2 separate regions of the Homo sapiens genome follow, and region 1 is linked to region 2. A link is a loop called in an ENCODE intact Hi-C map of the cell type or tissue named here. Cell type or tissue: heart right ventricle. All regions are shown on one strand. Region 1 overlaps P3R3URF-PIK3R3 (P3R3URF-PIK3R3 readthrough). Region 2 overlaps P3R3URF-PIK3R3 (P3R3URF-PIK3R3 readthrough).

Region 1 (2,500 bases), 50 kb before region 2:
CTACCTGTTCACCTCCTCTCTTCCTTCCCCTCCCTTTATTTACATGTGCTCTGGGTCTCAGCTCCCCTTCCTTTCTGGGTACTTCACTCTATCGTATCAGCTAACCCCTTTTACATCATTAACTCTCCCAGTCTAATGGTTCCTTCTTAGCAGCATATAAACAAGCTCTGGTAACAACACTTTGAAAAAAAAGCATTCTTATTCCAAAACTCTCTTCAAATCACAGATAAGCTTCTTAAAGAGTTGTTTATGGCTGGGCACCGGTGGCTTACGCCTGTAATCCCAACACTTTGGGAGGCTGAGTCGGGTCGATCACTTCAAGTCAGGGGTTCAAGACCAGCCTGACCAACATGGCGAAATCCCATCTCTACTAAAAATACAAAAATTAGCCAGATATGGTGGTGGATGCCTGTAATCCCAGCTACTCAGGAGGCTGAGGCAAGAGAATCACTTGAATCTGGGAGATGGAGGTCACAGTGAGCCGAGATCGTGCCACTACACTCCAGCCTGGGCAATAGAGTGAGACTCTGTCTCAAAAAAATAAGTAAGTAAAATAAAAAATAAAAATAAAAAAAGAGCTGGCCAGGCACGGTGGCTCACGCCTGTAATCCCAGCACTTTGGGAGGCCGAGATGGGCGGATCACCTGAGGTCAGGAGTTTGATACCAGCCTGGCCAACATGATGAACCCCTGTCTCTACTAAAAATACAACAATTTGCCGGGCATGGTGGTGCACGCCTGTAATCCCAGCTATTCGGGAGGCTGAGGCAGGAGAATTGCTTGAACCCGGGAGGCGGAGGTTGCAGTGAGCTGAGATGGTGCCACTTCACTCCAGCCTGGGCGACAGAGCAAGATTCTGTCTCATAAAAATATCAATAATAAAATAAAATTTAGGTCAATAAATGTCAAAAGAATATAACTTTAATGAATATATTTACTAACAACAAAACTAATTTAAATTAGAAATAAATATTTGAAAGTCCCAAATATTTAGAAATTAAAAACACAAGGGGCAAAAGAAGAAATCACAAAAAATAGAAAATATTAAAAACTGAATAATAAGGAAAACAGTATGATAAAATTTGTGAGATGCATATACACAGTGCTTAAAGGAAAATGTATTGCTTTAAATGCTTATTTTAGAAAAGAGAAAGTTTTTAAACCAATGAACAAAATTTCCACCTTAAGAAGCTAGGAAAAGAGAAAATTAAACTGAAAGCAAGCAGAAAAAAATTAGAAAGAGCAGAAATTCATGAAACAGAAAGTAAACACTAAAAAAATCCATTATTGTTATCTACTAGAAAGAGCCCAAGGTAAGTTATTGTTGCACTAAGAATTCACTAGGAATTAAGTCGAATCAACATAGACTAATGCTTCTATAAATCATTTGATATTCAAAATAATAACCTGTGTTCCAAGACAATGTACATGAGAAATACAGTTAAATACATTTTCCTAAGCCACTTCTACCCAAATATTATAAAAGGTAAACTTCTCTGAAGATATTCACCTTCATCAAAATTCCAAACACTTTTGACAAACTATGTAACAACTTAGGGCAAATTAAACCAATCCAAGTCTAGCTAAAAAACAATCTAAAAAGTAGTCAGGCCTAAGAAGTCCTAGGAAAGAAACTAGATTATTCAACAGAATTTTGCTCTATATCATAAATATGAAAAGTATTACTGGCTATTAAAGTTAATGATCTAAAAACTGTGTAGCTAACTAAGTCTACTAGTAAGCCCACAATTTCCATCCATCAGCTCCTTCTTCCTCAGTAAATCCCCACATTAGCTGAACACACCTGACCAAATAAAAACTAGATTTCTCAGCCTCCCCTACAGCTAGCTGTGACCTGTAGCTAGGTATGCCCATGTGACTTAGTTCTAGCCAGTGGGATAAAAGTGAAAGCAGAGTGTGCTCCTTCTAGGAAGTTGTCTTAAAGATAGAGAACCTTCCTTTCTCCTTCCTATTCTTACTTCCTGTTTACTAGAATATGGTTGTGATGGCTGATATTAGAGTAAGCCCTCTTCCACAGATAGCAAAGCATCAAGACAGAAAATGTCTATAAGTTCTGAGGATGGTGGAGTTACCCTAACACCCCTGTAGTGCCTATATACACATGAAAGAAAACTAAATTTCTATCTGAAGCCTTTGGTTTTATTTTGTCACTTGTGACCAGTTAATATTAACTGATACAAATTATATCCTTAACCAATTAAGAAGGGAGGGGAATTTATATCATTAAAGTTTCAAAAAGGCTGTTTAAGCCTTTAAGACATTAAAACAGCTAAAGATCATCAAGTGAATGATCGAAAATTTGATGTAACTAAAACATTGCACACATATTAGTCAAAAACAACATAATATACCAACCTGGGATGTTCTAGTATATTCTTCATACAGCCTATCATACTCTTTACTCTTCTCCTGATACTGAGAGTGGTATTCTTGCAGTTTTTTACCTACTGCATCAATATTATCTTCTTTTACCAACTGAT
Region 2 (2,500 bases):
TTTATAATTTAATGAGGACTAAAGACACTAAACGATAATAAGTATGGTTAAGGATTATAAAGGTGGTAGGTAGTACAGTATCTATTAAAAATATATCTTAGATGACAGGAGAAAGAGAAGGAATTATAAAGAGGAGCGATGCATGGGTATATTTACAGATATGTCTTTCATAATTACAGTCTGAGCTTCTTGAGGACAGGGATTATGTAATCTTCATATCCCTAGCCAGGACAGTAAACAGCAACGTATAGTAACGTACACTGACTAAACTACAAAGATCACTGCCCTATTCACTCCTGGGCTGATCACTGTGACTATGCAAGTGCTCTCATTGACGAGGCCTAGATCACGTGCCCACCCTTAAACCAATGGGTTAGGCCAACCACCCAAGCCACATCATTCCAAATGAAGGAGGAGTGGTTCCAAGAGAAAAATCAGGAAGTTCTTACCTAAATAAGAGGGAAGAGGGAAGAGAAAGTAGATATGCAAAAAAACCAGCAGTCCTCTCTTCAGTGGACATTGTTGTTATCTTCCAAAACATCTTACCGCCTCCCCTCACTGGTAAAAAGTTTAAGTGGGATTGACCCCTTCCTCAGCTCCAGAAGTAGGCCCTGATTTGACATAACAGTGGTTCTTAAAGTGTGGTTTGTGACCAGCAAAATCAGTAACATCTGGGAACGTGTTACAAATATAACTTCTTGGAACCAAGCCTACGGAACCTACTCAACTAGACATTTTGGGGGTAGGACCTAGCAATTTGTGTGTTTTGTTTTTGTTTTTTGAGATAGCATCTTCTCTGTCATCTAGGCTGGAGTGCAGTGGCATAATCACAGCTCAGTGTAGCCTCGACCTCCCAGGTTCAAGCAATCCTCCCATCTCAGCCTCCCAAGTAGCCGAGACTACAGGCATACACCACCAAGCCTCACTAATTTTTTTTTTTTTTTTTTTTTTTGGTAGAGACAGAGTTTCACCATGTTGCCCAGGCTGATCTTGAATTCCTGGACTCACGTAATCCTCCCGCCTGGTCCTCCAACAGTGCTGGGATTACAGGCATGAGCCACAGTGCCTGGCTGCAATCTGTAATTTAACAAGTCCTCCAGGTAGTTCTAATGCACACTCAAGTTTAAAAGCCACTGGTCTAGACACAGAAAGCTACCCAGATTTTAAGACAGTGATCCTTTGGAGCACAAGATGGTTCAATTAGTGTCAAGCTTAGGATTTTGCACTGTATTTGTAGGAAGCATCTACTTTCTCTCCAGGAATGAGGAAACATACAAAGGCAGCCATCTTGTACTACTGGGGAAGCCCGTTTGAGAAAAAAAAGCTAATACAGGGTAAAGCCAAGAGAATTATAGAAAAACAGGGCCAAAGCCTGTACCCTTCATCAAACCATGCCAGGGGCCCTCACTCCCTTTGGTCTTTTCAATTACATAAGCGTATGTAATTCAAATTCAAATTCCCTTTGTTTTAACTAATTTGAGTTGCATTTTCTGTTATCAAAACTGAAAGTATCCTCATATCCACCACATCAAGTTACACATGTACTCTTAAACACCATAGAAAATGTACTAGAAAATACAGCCTAGTCAGCATCCTCTCTCTAAATTAAGGTTGCTAGATTTAGCAAATAAAAATATAGGACACACAGTTAAATTTGAATTTCAAATAAACAATGAATAATACTGCATGGTCCATACTGCATATATTTTATCTGGCAATACTAAATTTCAAGGGCTGAACACTAGGAACCAGTCCCAGTTAGAGAGATATGATAGCAGCTCTTATATAGTTTATGACTATCTGGAGAAAAACTAAATTCCAAGTCCCGAATTAATGTCCTGCAACAGGTCTGAACCACCTCGTTGTCCTTCTAAAACTAAACAGACTTTTTTTCCAAAAGCCAAAACATATTATATCCTCTACCACAGATAAGTGTGACAGAAACAAAAATGTTGCTATATTTGAGTATTCATAGCTTCTTTTCTTTGCTCTCTTGGTTCCTGGCCCTTATTGTACAGATCAGAATAATGACACGGGCAAAGGAGAGAGTTTAATGGGAGACAGGTACTCACGGAATAGAAACTTAATAGGTTTGAGAAGGGTTACAAAAGAAACGCAAAAATAAGACTGCTCAAGTTGTCATGAGTTGGTAAGTTTTAAGAGAGAAGAAAGTTTGGGATTAACCATGCCAAACATGAAGAAATAGGATTTTAAGTAGTATTGTAGTTTTATGAATGTAAACCCCTTTGGCATTTTTGAGAGGATGGAATAAATACTTAAATTACTTTTCAATTTAATTTGAATATTAGGCTGGTTCTTCCTCTGAATGGGACGCTATGGAGATGAGCCACAAAGCATCCCAGTTTTATCAATAATAATGAAAATAGGCCAGGCACAGTGGCTCATGCCTATAATCCCACTGCTTTGGGAGCCTGAGGCAGGAGGATCACTTGAGGACAGGAGTTTGAGACCATCCTGGGAAACACAGTGAGACGCCGTC

Evidence for each region. Hi-C counts contacts between places; a loop is a spot of excess contacts. Peaks named below come from ENCODE experiments on the same cell type or tissue, not always from the same donor. Only the 100,000 strongest peaks of a DNase experiment are listed, where the experiment ranks them.
Region 1: it touches region 2 in a loop (1.9-fold over the local background); 11 of 110 quality-filtered maps call a loop at or near these places.

What each region holds. Positions count from the first base shown.
Region 1 is chr1:46,063,679-46,066,178 of GRCh38, forward strand. P3R3URF-PIK3R3 (P3R3URF-PIK3R3 readthrough) reads right to left here. Exons shown (of 10, transcript NM_001303427.2): 5 at 2,376-2,500. It overlaps PIK3R3 (phosphoinositide-3-kinase regulatory subunit 3), which reads right to left. Exons shown (of 10, transcript NM_003629.4): 5 at 2,376-2,500. Among named protein-coding and RNA genes, the nearest start is that of PIK3R3, 68 kb to the right of the region's middle. RefSeq lists an enhancer at 1,916-1,965. In heart right ventricle, no CTCF peak of the experiment used is centred here; no DNase peak of the experiment used is centred here; H3K27ac peaks cover 739 bases.
Region 2 is chr1:46,113,843-46,116,342 of GRCh38, forward strand. All of the region lies in intron 1 of P3R3URF-PIK3R3 (P3R3URF-PIK3R3 readthrough), which reads right to left. All of the region lies in intron 1 of PIK3R3 (phosphoinositide-3-kinase regulatory subunit 3), which reads right to left. Among named protein-coding and RNA genes, the nearest start is that of PIK3R3, 18 kb to the right of the region's middle. In heart right ventricle, no CTCF peak of the experiment used is centred here; no DNase peak of the experiment used is centred here; H3K27ac peaks cover 1,119 bases.